Regions from separate parts of the Homo sapiens genome. Here region 1 is linked to region 2. Evidence: chromatin contacts called from ENCODE Hi-C or POLR2A ChIA-PET data. All regions are on one chromosome and are shown on one strand. Each heading gives the region's core, a stretch centred on a gene start or an enhancer-like site at or near the end of the contact. The rest is flanking DNA. Distances are from core to core; before and after follow the strand shown. Region 1 overlaps RIMKLA (ribosomal modification protein rimK like family member A). Region 2 holds the start of RIMKLA (ribosomal modification protein rimK like family member A).

The links. Hi-C counts contacts between places; a loop is a spot of excess contacts on that map. ChIA-PET counts read pairs that join two places held with the same protein, here RNA polymerase II (POLR2A). Pooled maps may share reads with other maps.
Region 1: a loop to region 2 is called in a map of posterior cingulate gyrus, with 6 times the contacts of the local background. The contact joins the enhancer-like site here to the promoter of RIMKLA in region 2. A Hi-C loop is called at or near these places in 4 of 168 maps with a recorded cell type or tissue (PC-3, posterior cingulate gyrus, posterior vena cava and 1 more) and 3 of 50 pooled maps. POLR2A ChIA-PET finds 5 or more read pairs at or near these places in 6 of 52 experiments (CD8-positive, alpha-beta memory T cell, GM10248, Panc1 and 2 more).

Annotation. Positions count from the first base shown.
Region 1 is chr1:42,415,760-42,423,110 of GRCh38, reverse strand. RIMKLA (ribosomal modification protein rimK like family member A) reads right to left here. Exons shown (of 5, transcript NM_173642.4): 5 at 1-7,351. Among named protein-coding and RNA genes, the nearest start is that of ZMYND12, 37 kb to the left of the region's middle. Within about 2 kb of position 1,875, at least 8 of the 41 ENCODE cell types and tissues checked have a DNase peak (open chromatin) inside an H3K27ac peak, as active enhancers do.
Region 2 is chr1:42,378,331-42,385,009 of GRCh38, reverse strand. RIMKLA (ribosomal modification protein rimK like family member A) reads right to left here and starts at 4,218. Exons shown (of 5, transcript NM_173642.4): 1 at 3,913-4,218. The coding sequence starts at 4,075. RefSeq lists silencers at 4,002-4,221, 4,302-4,421, 4,432-4,611.

The DNA.
Region 1 (7,351 bases), core at 626-3,125, 40 kb before region 2:
GTTTTGACTGTTAGTCCCCCAGGGTCTTATCACCGCTTCTCCCAGGAAGCCTCTTGAAATGTCAGGCAAACACAAGTCCTGAGGGCCCTGCCTGACCTGTCAGAGTTCTTCTGGTGAGTACACAGATTCTTTCAATCCCCTGAGACCCCTTACTGCACCACACAGCCATTTTAAACAGCTTTCAGCTCTCACTTGCTATTTGAATCTTAATTCGAATGTCAGCCCGGGAGAGCACGCTGAGCAGGCCCGTGACAAGCTCACGCCATCTGCATTAGTATTTTCCTCCATCATCTTGACAGTTGAGAGTTGGCAGTATTACAATTCAGACGGCACTCTGCGTTTGAAAGGAAAATTATAGTTTTTCAGAACGCAGCTGGTGTGCAAGTGAATAGGGTGAAGTTTCTTCTGTGAAGGCTCTTCCTCATTTTATGATATGAAAATAATAAAATGTAGATTCAGCATGTGATTCTTACTTTACAAGAACCACCAAAAGGCACAGAATTTTGGAGACAAAGGCAAACAAAGCATTCTGTTCCATAGTAATAATTTTAATAAAAAGCAAAAACAGCAAAACAATCATTTATAAATGATTTCGTCTCTGTTGGAGAAGTTAACACTGTTATTGCTGTATAAACCACTTGGAAATGAGCTATTCTGGTGCCTAGTTAAGATGTATTCTTTTCAGCATATTTTCATTTTGCCAGTTAGGCAGGAAAAGCTACAGTCCACTTTCCTGGAGGGAATTTAGCTGAACTACTGCCCACAGGTGACAGTGAACTTTACAAATCACTCCAATAAGTTTAGTAGCAAAGTAAACATCTTTCTCAAGTGTTGAAATCACAGAAGTTAGACAGAACAAGCAGAGAAGCAGTCTTTTAGGTGTTAAACTTCATGCCACTTGTGCACATTACACTAGGACACTTGCTTCTGAGAAATACAACACAAATGCTACCTCCCTGGAACTAAGATGTTTCAGTGCTCACGTGTATCAGTTTCTTCTCTCTGTCTCCCAGCAGCAGTGGTGTGCTGACAAATGTTTAACAACCAGCTCTCGGGGAGGGGGGTCTTGATATAGAGTGTTTGCCAATCTCTGTGGTGTAAATACTCTCAATAGGGCCGATTCCCCAGCTACTGATGTGATGTCACTGAATGTTCAGGTTGGGAAGAGATGTGCAATAGCACGCCATTATATTGTAGCACACCATACCAATACAATAGATGTCAGTATCCTCAAGAACATAGATAATAGTAAAATAATTAGGAAGTGATGAGTTTTGAGTATTTATTACTGTTTTTAACATACTTTATTTAATTGCAGGTTAATATAATCTCTAATGGTCACTGTGGCTGTGTTTACCAACCAGCTTACAAAATTCCTGGAAATTCAACAATCCACTCTCATGGGCCAGTGCAAACCACTTCGGCACACCACTGGAACTCGGGACCTCAAGGTGGGACTAAGCAAACCAGGCACCCGCCTAGTCCTGCCTCCACAGTGACCGTTATCAGCTCTGCAGAATGATTAAGGGCCCCAGCTCTCCCCTTGCAGATCAGTGTTCCTTCTAAATAGGAGATTACGGGAGTCCCACTCCGGATAGGCCCAGGACAGCAGAATTTTAGCAGCTTTATTGGTTAGTTCCATCTGATCTCAGGGCTGTCATCCCTGCCAAGTCCAGATGGTGCTGTCAGACTATCAGAGTTCCCCACACAGCCCCTCCTTCCCCCAGCCTTCTGCACTCCCCTCACCCTCTATTTGACAGGTTTAATTCACGTCCCTGGCACCACCTCCTTCCATTTGATGCGAAGCCAGCAAACCTAATACAGGAAGAGCCAAAAAACCCAGGTGCTAAATCATCCAAGGTCAGGCTGCTTTCCAGGTCGGCTTTCCAGCCCCCCAGTTGTCTGAGGCAGTCTCTCCTCCAGGATTTTTCTTAGCCAAATACGTTCGCTAGATCTTGCACATAGCGTCATAAAATCTCAAGGATGGATGGGACCTTCCAGTCATTAGCCTGAACCACAGCATGCTTGAGCTACCGCCAGCCCTGCCCCCAGCAGCTCTTTTTCCCAGCTGTAAAGCTGCTGTCTGCCAGCTTTTATCCCTTGGCACTGAGCCATGATCACAAGAAGGCGATGCTTGTGTTGCTCACAGTGGGGGAAGCAAGAGGAAAGGAACCTATGGAAAGCCAGGCATGTGGTTAAGTGCGACACATTCAAGTTTGTTTATGTATCACATTTATAGGTGACAAAATTAAGGTTTAACAAGTTGAAGTAAAGTGTCCCTGGGTCACACAAGCTTTAAGTTACCTGGATTTGAACTGGATCTGACTCAGACTAGTACCATTCACATTAGCCCACGCTGCCTTCCAAAAGGTGTACCCCTGACAACGAGTGGTGAATATGGTCATTGTGATGCCTGGCTTGTGCAGTGGGAATTAAAAATGCATCACCTTAAGAGATGGCACTCGAATTCCGCTTGGGGAGGGAACTGTCTTCGTCCAGGAAAATGTTTTTAATAAGCCACCCATGGTAAAAGGTGAAGTCATGACGGTTAGGGTGTTGGCAGGAATCAAATTAAGAAAAGGAATGGCTATCCATCTGGTTGTATGTGAGAATATAAATGGAACTGCTCTGTCCCAAGGACAGGAGACAGGGACCACGTGGAGTGGAAGGTGAGTGGAGATTCCTCCATAGTATATAAAAAGAACATTCTATAAATGGGGTGCCGAGTCTGCACTGTTGTAGCATCTGCCATTCCTTCCCACGTCACTGAGACACACGCAGGCACACACACTCACTCGCTTGAATTTTGCTATGTGGAAATGGGCGAGGAAACTGAGCTTCATGTCTCAGCTGATGCATTGCAGGGATAAGACGCTATTTAAAATGAGGTAGCAGAAGTGTGGAGTCAGCAGTGGCTGCAAAAATATAAGTCTTTGAGAAATCACAGAAATCTAGAGGTTCAGAAACAGAGCCCAGTTATCAGACCTCTCTGGATGTCAAGAGGCAAGGAGCCCTCAGCTGACATTTGGGTTACAATAGGGATGAATCTGTGCCTAATGTCTGGCTGCAAGGGGAACGCACTGTGGAACAGAAAGTGGGGGGAAACTTTTGACCTTGTTGCTGATTGAAACTGGAGCATGTGCATCGAACAGGATTTCTTCTTGGGTGTGCCTAATGCAATAGGTTTAGGAGCTGCAAACCCTTGGTTTCCAGGACATTCTGCAGTGAGGGAACATCAGCCGAATTGGAGCCAAATAAGCTTTCAGTTAGCTTGGCATGGGCTTTCTTCCTCACATCCCACCACTGAAAGTGTGGGGTAGAGTTAAATGGTCTTGGCTGGTCTAAAGACGGTGCGGGCCATGAGCCAGCTTGCATCATGGAAATATACATGCCTTTGGGGCTCTCACCTAGAAGCCATCCAAGTGCTGAACCCTTGACAGCTGGCACATCAACACCGTGTTGATCCAGAACAGAGGCTCATCAGAAGGGGAGGAGGCGGAGGGTAGGCCCAGGATGGGAGCATGTGCTAGATTCCAGGGAGGGATGGAGCTACCTCTGGCAGTATGCCAAAGTGGATGAGGAATCAGACTGCCTGAGTCCAGCCTTGCTATTGACTAGCAAGTGAACATGGCCTCTGGAACTAAGTAAGATTCCCTACTTATGAAATGGGGGACTAGACTGGTCTCCAAAATGCTAATTCCATGGTCTCAAATGGGGATCATAAGCGACTTTCTTAGTGTTGCCCTGGAGCCCCAGAGAACATGAACCTCACAGCAAAATTACCAAACCAGGTTGGAATGCCAGCACAGGGCTTGAGACAGTGCATATTGGCACAGGAGCTGTACCTAGAGAAGGAAATGGAAAGGCTTAAAAGAAGAAAGTTTCCACATTCAGCCCTGTGGTTTTAGGAGGGAGGGCTGCAGAGTCTAGCCATAGACCTGGAATGGAGGCATGATTTAGTTTTAGGAAAAGATTATAACATTATAGCCCTTAGAAGAATCGTCTTCCAGGTAACATTTTAAAGTAACAATCTGTCCTGATCTTGAGTCTCAGAGGTACAGTCAAAAACAGTCCCAGATCTATGAACATTCACTTTAGGGACAGTGACAAATATGGCTATTTTCAGGGGCCTTCCCAAGACATCCACTCAGACTAATGGCAAACAGGCTTACCTCCAGTTGCAAAGGAAAATATTAAACTGTAGTGACTTGACTAAGGTTGGATTTATTCTCTGACCTGACTCCTTAAACTGACCTGCTAAGGCTATGCCTGCACACAGCACTGTGGTTCATTAGCCTCTGGGAGGGTCAGCTTTTATTTGGGTGGTCCTAAAACTCCCCAGCCAGCCGCTTACATCTTCCTCAGATTTGCATTCAGTGTTCTCAAGACCAGCATTCCTCAGGATTTAAAGAAGGGAGGAAGCACATCTCCCCCACTTCTCCAGGGTGGATGGAAATCCATGCATCTCATTATCTTTATGCAGAACAGCTTCAAAGACATCTACCTCTGATCAATACATATTCATGATTCTTTCATTAAAACAGCCCACAGAAGAGCCATTTTTTCCTCCTTCCTACTAGAATTCCAAATCATCCCAATTTTTTATTTCTTTCACAAAACTATTCCAGACCTTTCCCTTTTCCCTTTCCTCCTCTCCTGGTCCCCATGGTCATGGAATCTCCTTTTAGCTGGAAGCAATGGGCCTGAAATTGTGACACTAGTGGCTTATGATCTACTTATATTGTTTCTGAGATCCGAAAGACCTAAAGCCCCAAATCCTCATTCTGGCAACCCCATACCCGATCAGAAAAACAGCATGAAGACATTTTTCCCAAGTGCAGAATCGTATATTCTGAGTGACTGAGCTATTGGCATTCAAGTTTTGACCAGTTTCAAGATGCTACTACCAGATAATGGGAAGACCATATACAGACACTGCAATCTATGTTACATAAGGAAGACTTTGTTAGTTGGTATACAAGAGTGGAGAGTTTCAGGTTATATACGATACATCCAGAAGGCTGTCTGAATACACAAAGAGCCTTATTCCTTTCAGGTCTTAAGTTTCCCTGGCTGGAAGTGAGGCCTCTGAGAAGCTGCATTCCTTTCTCAGGGTACCCTACCACTGTTTGGTGTGCTAATGCCAAGAATGTGTGGCTTTTTTTTTTTTTTTTTGAGACGGAGTCTCGCTCTGTCACCCAGGCTGGAGTGCAGTGGCATAATCTTGGCTCACTGCAGCCTCCACCTCCAAGGTTCAAGCAATTCTCCTGCCTCAGCCTCCCAAGTAGCTGGGACTACAGGCGCCCGCCACCATGCCCGACTAATTTTTTGTTCACTGTGTTAGCCAGAATGGTCTCAATCTCCTGACCTCATGATCCACCCGCCTCGGCCTCCCGAAGTGCTGAGATTACAGGCGTGAACCACCACGCCCGGCCTGGCCTTTTTCTTTAAGGAGTGATGGGAAACTGTTATAAAATCAGATGTGGGAGGTGCTCTACTACCATTAATTTACATGCACCAGTCTCACTTACTTCAGCTTCAAAGAGGTAAACAAAGGAGGCATTTTCTCTATCTGAGTGAAACATGGAGACGCAGAGTTCCTGTGATTGCACGAGGTCAGCTGTTCAAGCGGAGAACCAGAACCAGGCTCTGGCTCTACACCCCATGTTCCTTCAGCAGGCCTGTGGCCAGCTGTGACAAGTATAGCCTGGCCACCTGGCTGAGGCTCACAGAGCCCACAGCCAGCATGGTATGGGAAATCCTGGATTGGGGCTGGTTGTGGTCCAGCTGTGATCCAGCTTTCTCCACTTCTAGACAGGGCTAGTGCCAGGCAATGAAGCCAATGACTACAGATGTCACTCACAGCTGGAAAATGGGCCTCCTTTGGCAAAGGAATCTGGAAGCACTCTCTAGCTGCTCTGCTCAGGCTGGGGCCCTGCTAGCCTCCTTTTAGATAAAGTGGGGAGACTAGATTCACACCAAACAGTGGAAATGAGGGAATGCAGCTTCCAGACGATCATCACTTGGTTAAGTTTGCACAGAAAGTGTAACCAGTTCCAGTGAGAACAAACCTAAAGCTGTCCGTCTTTTAAAGCCACCCTGAGTGGTAAAGATAAGGTACATATCTTAACCTATATAAAGGTGAAGTATTATTTTTCAACTGTACAAGACACATTACTAGGGTTACAGTTCAGTGGCATGCACCTTATGTTGGACTGCATTTAAACTACAACTGTGTAGTGTGACATCTCCATTACATGGCACCAAACATTTGTCAATTGCACAACTATTACTTGGTGAGATCTGGTTTTAACTACAATACTTTAAAAGCCAATTTCTATTTAAATGTGTTATGAAAAAATGCAATAGCTTAACTTTATACACATTTTACATTTATGGCAGAGTAAGTACGGTAATTTCTGCACCCGAATGGGTAGTGTTGCCTTTGAAGTAGTCACCTTGGGAAGATGTATGTTTATTCCAGTGAAGCTGACCTTACACAGAACATTCCTAGAACCCTCTTTAGAAACTGTCAACTTGTAAGGGTCTTCAGTGTTGGTAAATCTTTGTCCTTTAAGGGTAGATCTATTTTTTGAGGAATGATTTTTTTTTTTTAACAGCTAAAGAGCATTAGAAAATAAGTCTGCTAAATAAAATGGGTGAAGCAGCTCAGGATGATCTTGGTGGGCAGGAGGAGGGGTTGGATAAAACACAAGGTCTGACTATAAAGTTGTGAGGCCTCTTGCCTTGCATGGCTTCAAAGGTAATCCCAAAGGGGAACCCTAAGTGTTCTTGGCACATGCAACATCAAGAAAATAACTCCAATTATGCTAACTCTTGAGTGCATATGTTCTAGTGTATTTGGTTAAAAAGGTGGCTTTGTTCATTTTCAGTCATATTTCGTATAAGCAGAAATGGAAAACTCCATCTCTGTGATTTCTCCCAAGGGAAAGATCTCATCTACTGCTTAGAGAATTAAAATGAAAAGCACTTGGTGTCATGTCTACATTAGCCCCCCCCCCCGCAAAATGTGCAATGGGTAATTCCTGATACCTGAGTCTTCCCCGTTTGGAAAAGTGGGTAAGGACAGGTGTCTGGATCTTAGATAAAAGTAGAGTTTCAAGGGGATTGGAGTGTTTCCAATGGCTCCCATCTACTCAATAGACCTCCAACACCCACTCATACAAGAAAACCCCCTACAGCTAAGCAGTACACAAAGTTTCAGTAGAGGAGGGGAAGAATGATGATCTCCAAGTAGCTTTCTATGGTAAAAACCCACTGGCTTCTGGATGACAAGTGAACAGAGTCCATTGAAAAACAAAGTCCATGGTGTTAGATTCTAGTGCACGCT
Region 2 (6,679 bases), core at 2,969-5,468:
TGGAAGAGAGGGACTACTTGAGGACAGAGAAAGGAGCGCAAGCAAGCCTTTTTAGAGATAAGTGACTTGTGCTGGATTTGAAGGATGAAAAAAGGTGAACCATGTGGGAGGGAACAGTGGGCATCTGAGGCAGAGGGAATTTTAGTGCAAGGTCTGGAGTCACAGAGAAGCATGGTGAAATCAGTGTAGACTGATGCAAGGGATAAAGTGGAAGAGAGGAGACAAAGTGTTTAGACCAGAATTACTGAGTATTGGTCCTAACTCTCAGCCAGTGCTATATTCCCATATATCCTTATTGGCATTTAGAAGAGCTAATAGGTAAAAAGCAGCTAAACCTATGCCCAGCACAGAATAAACACTATATATATATATATACACACACACATATATAGTATATATATACATACATATATACATATATACACACATATATACACATATATATGTATATATACACACATATATATACATATATATGTATATATACACACATATATACATATATACATGTATATATATATACACACACACACATATATGGCTATGACCATTATTATTATGTGCATTCTGGTGTCACATTCATCACTTTATCCCTAGGGTTGAGAATATTTAGTACGTATTTATGAAACGAATGAAGAACTTGCAGTTTCTAAAAAGGAAACGGAGATGGGTATGATTTTCACATAATGCTACACCCAGCAAAAAGTGAAGGGAGGCTGTTTTCTACAGGATTACTTCAGTCACCTAAAGATCATTTTCCTTTCTCCACTGTCTCCCACTCAGATTGCTAGATTAAAAATAATAATCATGAAAACTTGTAATCTCTTGTCTGAATCCTACTTCCAGATATAACCTGAAACTCTAAGCCCTGGATTTGGGCTCCCACTAGCCTCCAGGGAGAAAAGCTCAGGAATGAATTTAAGCAATAGACTGAGGCACTGCCCATACCTGCCCCAATCAACTCCACCATCATATTCCTACACTAACATAAAGAAGCAATGGAAAGGAGTGAAGGCACAAAAGCTTTGTAAAGGTGATACCTGAATTTCCTAAATTATAAAATTACATTGCAAAGTCACTGTCTAGCCTCAATATAACTCAATTCAGTTCAATTCCACATCTACTGAGAAAGGTACTATAGGCTGCAGACATCCTAAAGGAAGCTTATTCCATATCACTGGGCTAGAAATTAGAAGACCAGGTTTTTAAACTTTAGGTTTGCTGTTAACTAGCTGGATGGCATTGAGGAAGTCACTTCACCTTTCAGAGCCTCAGGTTCTTCTTCGTAAAATGAAGGAATTAGAATGGTTGATCTGAAAATCCTTCCCAGCTCTTACATTCTGTAGTTCTCAAATGGTAAATAATATCAATATCATCATAACTACATATTTCTGTATTTCAAAGCAAGTTGAATTCTGGAATTTTTTTTTCGAGAAATACTTTGGCTCGGCAAATTACCAAGTGTTTTCTATAGTCTGACTACAGAAGAAACTAGGAACCAGAGATCATATCCTCATTCATTTAAAAAAATATGTATTGAGAGCCTACTACGTGCAAGGCACTATTCTGGCCACTATTATAGCACTGAACAAAGCCAACAAGGTCATTCTCCTGGGACTCACTTGTGCTTTAATTAATCTACTTCCATAACAAATCTTTGGACAGCAGAATTGGTGATCTAATCGTTTTGTTCTACGTTTTGTGATTTGTGTAGGCTACCTCGGAATTAACAGAAATTAAAACTGCATCAAAAAATACCTGTCTTCAATTTCTCCATCGACCAGGCAAATAGCTGTGTACATTTTCCTGTAGTTAAAAAGAACAGGCCGGACGCGGTGGCTCACGCCTGTAATCCCAGCACTTTAGGAGGTCGAGGCGGATGGATCACCTCAGGTCAGGAGTTTGAGACCAGCCTGACCAACATGGTGAAACTCTGTCTCTACTAAAATAAATAAATAAATAAATAAATAAATAAAATAAAAATTAAAAAAAAAAGTAGTGGCACATGCCTGTAATCCCAGCTACTCAGGAGGCTGAGACAGGAGAATTGCTTGAACCCAGGAGGTGGAGGCTGCATGAGCCAAGATGGCGCCATTGCATTCCAGACTGGGCAACAAGACCCAAAACTCTGTCTCAAAAAAAACAAAAAAAAGAACTCCTGGTTTGTGAATAGATTAAGGTATTTTCACACATGAATTCTATTAACATTTAAGACACTAAACAAAAGGGTCTGAGTGTTTCCTGTGGCACTAGCATTTAATTTTATCTTTTTTTTAGGACTGATTCTTTAAAATGAGGTTTTAGATACAGAGCATTTTCTTGCTCTTACAGAATTTGTGACGGTTCTACAAACTAAATGTGATGTGGAATTTGGCTACTGTATCTCAAAAAAGAGACATCTTTACAAACTGTAAAATAAATAAGCAAAAAGTTCATCCTGGGTAGAAAGATGTACATGTTAACTACTTAATCTAGGTCGGTGAAATACAACAGATTATACAATTTAAATATGATCCTGAAACACATAAAGTGAGAGGAACCTTAACCCCTAGTTTCTATAAATAAGAATCCCGAGATTCAAAGACAAAAGTGGTTTGCCCAAAGCAAAGCCAAGATACTTGTTAACTGTAAAGCTGTAATAGGAATTCACATCTGCAGATTCCCTGTTCAGAAATCTAGTTCTACATTAACTGTGACAGTTTTAATAAATCAAGGATAGAGAGAGGGTACCGGTTGCATCTGATAGTCATTGTTGTAGATTAAATGTAAGGTACCTAATGTTTATGGTATATTTCTCCAACAGGATATACAATCTGATATTAAGTATGAGGGACTTCGATAAACTTGGAGATGAAAAATCTATAACAGATATATTCCACTCAGAAACAGGTCATATTCAAAATCTCACTTGTAAGTAGTCTTTCCGAATTTGAAATTCCTTCCCCTGCCAAAGCAAAGTAACAGATTACGAGCTTATTTAACCATTAATAATTGTTGAAATAATGCGAACAGTATCCCAAGATGCACCCTGAACTGGGCGCAAATCCTTTTGAGTCCTGGACTCCCTGAAATGGTTGGATGCCTCCAGTGGAGCCCCAGAGACACTCAAACAGCAAGCCAGAGGGTTTTCTGCGTCAGGGATTCCTAAATCAGAGAGGCCTGTATTAAGGATATACGAAAAAATAATTAACCTTTTGAGGTCAAACCCACAGATGACAACCATGTCTTACCCACAAAAGTCTCCTGAACACAGCAGTGGAGTGATCAGTGAGGCCAGAACTGTCTGAACCTGAAATCCCGGCTCTTCTGGAATCAGAATTCAACGCTGCTAGGGAGAAGGATGAGTTAAACCCATCAAAGGTCTACACTCCCACTTTACACTCGAGAAGTGACTCCAATCTTTCTCAGATTTCCCCCATATGTGGCTTTCTAGTTTGGAAATAATATTCTATGTGGTGCACATTACTGATGCTCACACACTCCCAAAAAACTTTTTTAAAACAGTCATCTTAATAGTAATTTTGTAAATCTGGTGTGGATTTCTAGAAACCTCAGAGTCTAAACTGTCAAGGTATTGATGCGAGCAGGATTTGCAAATGTGGGGTTTAACAGCCTGATTTTCCTCGGACACCTGGGTGGCTTCAGGTGAATTCGGGTTTCTCACAAAATGAAGTCCCCTAAGTAAATTAAATCGCGTTCTCGAATCTTGGCCTCGGGGCAGGTGGTGGTGGTTAAAGAAGCTATGAAGGTTAGCGGCTTTCTCCAACCCCAAGAAGTCTCGCAGCTAGAGTGCGGCTAGTGTGCGGGCCCGAAGGAGACTCTGCTGCGGGAGGCCCGGCGAGCGCGCCCACCCGACCGGCTCTCGTGGACCCCGGCGCGCCTCCCTGCCCTCCCCGGGCCCGCCTCGCTCACCGAGGTGGCCGCCGACGATGGTGACGGCGATCTGGTCCATAAGCACCGCCCGGAAGCGCACGTCCTGCTCGGAGCAGCGCTGCCGGAGGGCGCGCAGGATCTGCACCTGCGGGTAGTCCTCGCGGATGCGCCGGTCCGTCAGGAACCAGAGCTGGGAGCACATGGCGGCCAGGGCGGTGCGCCCCGCGCGGCGCGGACCCCTCGGCGCCCCGGGCCGCTCGCTCAGTAGGGCGAGCGGAGGGGCGGCCGGCGTCCGGGGCGAGCGCGCCACGGCTCCGCTCCCGCGGGTGCGCCAGGCGTCTCTGCAGCCCTGACCCAGCGAATCCGCCCGGCCACTCAGCGCCGCCGTCGGCCCCGCCAGCCAATCAGCGCGCGGCGGCGGGCGCTGGCGGCTGCAGAAGCGACCCTGGCGGGCGGTGCCGGGGAAGGACGGCGGGTGGGGGGCTTGCGGCGGCGGGGGAAAGGACCCGGGGTTCCGGGGAGCGAGCCGCCGGCGGGCGCAGGCGAGGCGGAGGAGGGCAGCCCCGGCAGGCCCCGGACACCCGGTGGACGTGGCGCTGCGGGCTGGGGTGGGACAGCCGGAGCAGGAGGGGCCGGGGCGGCGGCCCTGTGAGGCTCGGAGGGTTTCCGAGCTGACGGGCCAGAGATGCGCAGTGGGCGGCGGATGCGTCTCCCAGGCGATCCCGGGCGCTCGGGGGCTGGGACACGGGCGGACGCCTGCTGAGCCCCGGACAGGGAGGGCCTCGGGGACGTCCCAAAGGAGATTCCGGGGTATGGCGAAGGTCACACGGCTAGGTCCCCAGTTGGACCCTAAAGCATTGGAAGGAGAGGGATTTCTCTGCCGAAATCCTAGCCTGAAGCCCCACGGGGGTGGGGGAGGATGTAGGAGAGGGGGAAGTTGAGTCTTACCCACCTCCCATTCAGATAATTTGAAAGTGCATTTCCTGGGGTCTCAGATTTTCTTACACTGGACATCCCCTCCTAGGTTTCAGCAGGTCTGAGCCTTCACAGACTCGAGGTCATAAAAAATTGACCTAGCATCCTTTTCAGTTAGAAGGACCACTGGCTGGTCTCCCTTCACCACTCCCGCTCTCCCCAGGCCATACAACTGAGTCATCTTTAAACACTGTCCTTGGTCCTGGCCAATTGCAAACCCTGCCTGCAGACAATAGTGTTTGAAGCCAGATTTTCCTTTCTAAATAACTGCAGGATTGAAGTTAGCCATTTTTGGAGACTGCATTTGCTCTTCCAGTTCATTAAAATATGCCTTTTTTTAATTTCTTTTTTGGCTTAGGGAAGCAAGAGTAGTTTCAAGGTAGACCCAGCAATGGCAACTTAGAAATGGGGTAAGTTGTCTCAGGGAAGGCACAGGCTTCTCTGTAAATATTGTGCAGGTGTGTGCATTTACTCACTAAGATGAGCCTATAGGAAAGTTCTGTATACTGGAATTTCAAAAGTTATTTTTCAAGCAATGTTTTTCTTTTTTTTTTTTTTTTTTTTTTTTGAGACGGAGTCTCGCTCTGTGGCCCAGGCTGGAGTGCTGTGGCGCGATCTCGGCTCACTGCAAGCTCTGCCTGCCGGGTTCATGCCGTTCTCCTGCCTCAGCCTCCGGAGTAGCTGGGACTACAGGAGCCCGCCAGTACGCCTGGCTAATTTTTTGTATTTTTTAGTAGAGACGGGGTTTCACCGTGTTAGCCAGGATGGTCTCGATCTCCTGACCTCGTGATCCACCCGCCTCGGCCTCCCAAAGTGCTGGGATTACAGGCGTGAGCCACCGCGCCTGGCCTTTTCAAGCAATCTTAAGTAAGTATTTTGATGTTGCAAAATATCTCCTCCCCCGTTCTATGAATGTATTTTCTTAAAGTAACAATAGTGCCCTATGGATTGGTAACTTTCAAAACTATTTTATGGCAAAAGACAAAATTACAACAAATTTAGTTATAGATTGAATTGGCTTTTGAGATTCATGAATTGGGGTAGCCTCCATTCCACAGAATAGAATGAGAGCTTTCACTGGGCAATGGCAGAAGAGTGGGTTTTAAAAGAGGGGAACAAGGAAATAGAGCAATGGAAGAAGAGCTGATTGCTTAACATCAGGCTACTTTGGGTTACTTTTTTGGTAAGGGTTAAAGCAGAGGGGACTTCCTTATTCTGACTCAGGTAAACTGAAATCTCCTGTTTTCAGGAAAAGCTGGTCTGTTGTGGGATGTACCTCAAGTTTGATTATGTGGCATTTAGCAGGAGGGACTCGATTTGGTTTGGTCTATTCTGTTGTGGCCTGGTGCAAAAGCTCAGTCCAAAACAATGGCCTCCCATAATTTTTGTTTAACACTTCGTAAGCTTGAGCTCTAGAACCTCTATGTTCTACATTGGCCTTTTCCTTGATGTTTCATGTTATACATTTTTTTAACCCTGGCTCCTACAGTATCACCCATAGAATGTGATGCTTCCTTTAAGGCTTCTATAGTATCACCCATAGGAGGTCTATAAGATAGTCAGAACCTTGATTTTCATATATCTTTACTAAAAGATATATAAGTCAGTGAATTTAAAAGTTACTTATAACCCATTTTCAAAGCCATCCACACTAGACTAGAATGTTTTAAGTTAACTGTAGATGGCTATCAAGGTCCATAAAAGCCAGGCTTGAGAAGAGCAGAATCTGAGGATGGGATCCAGATGTTGTAATCACTTTCTCTGAACTCCCTCACCAGGAGCTCACTACCAGCTCTGTGATCTCCCCTTCTCCAGATGGGACACAAAGACC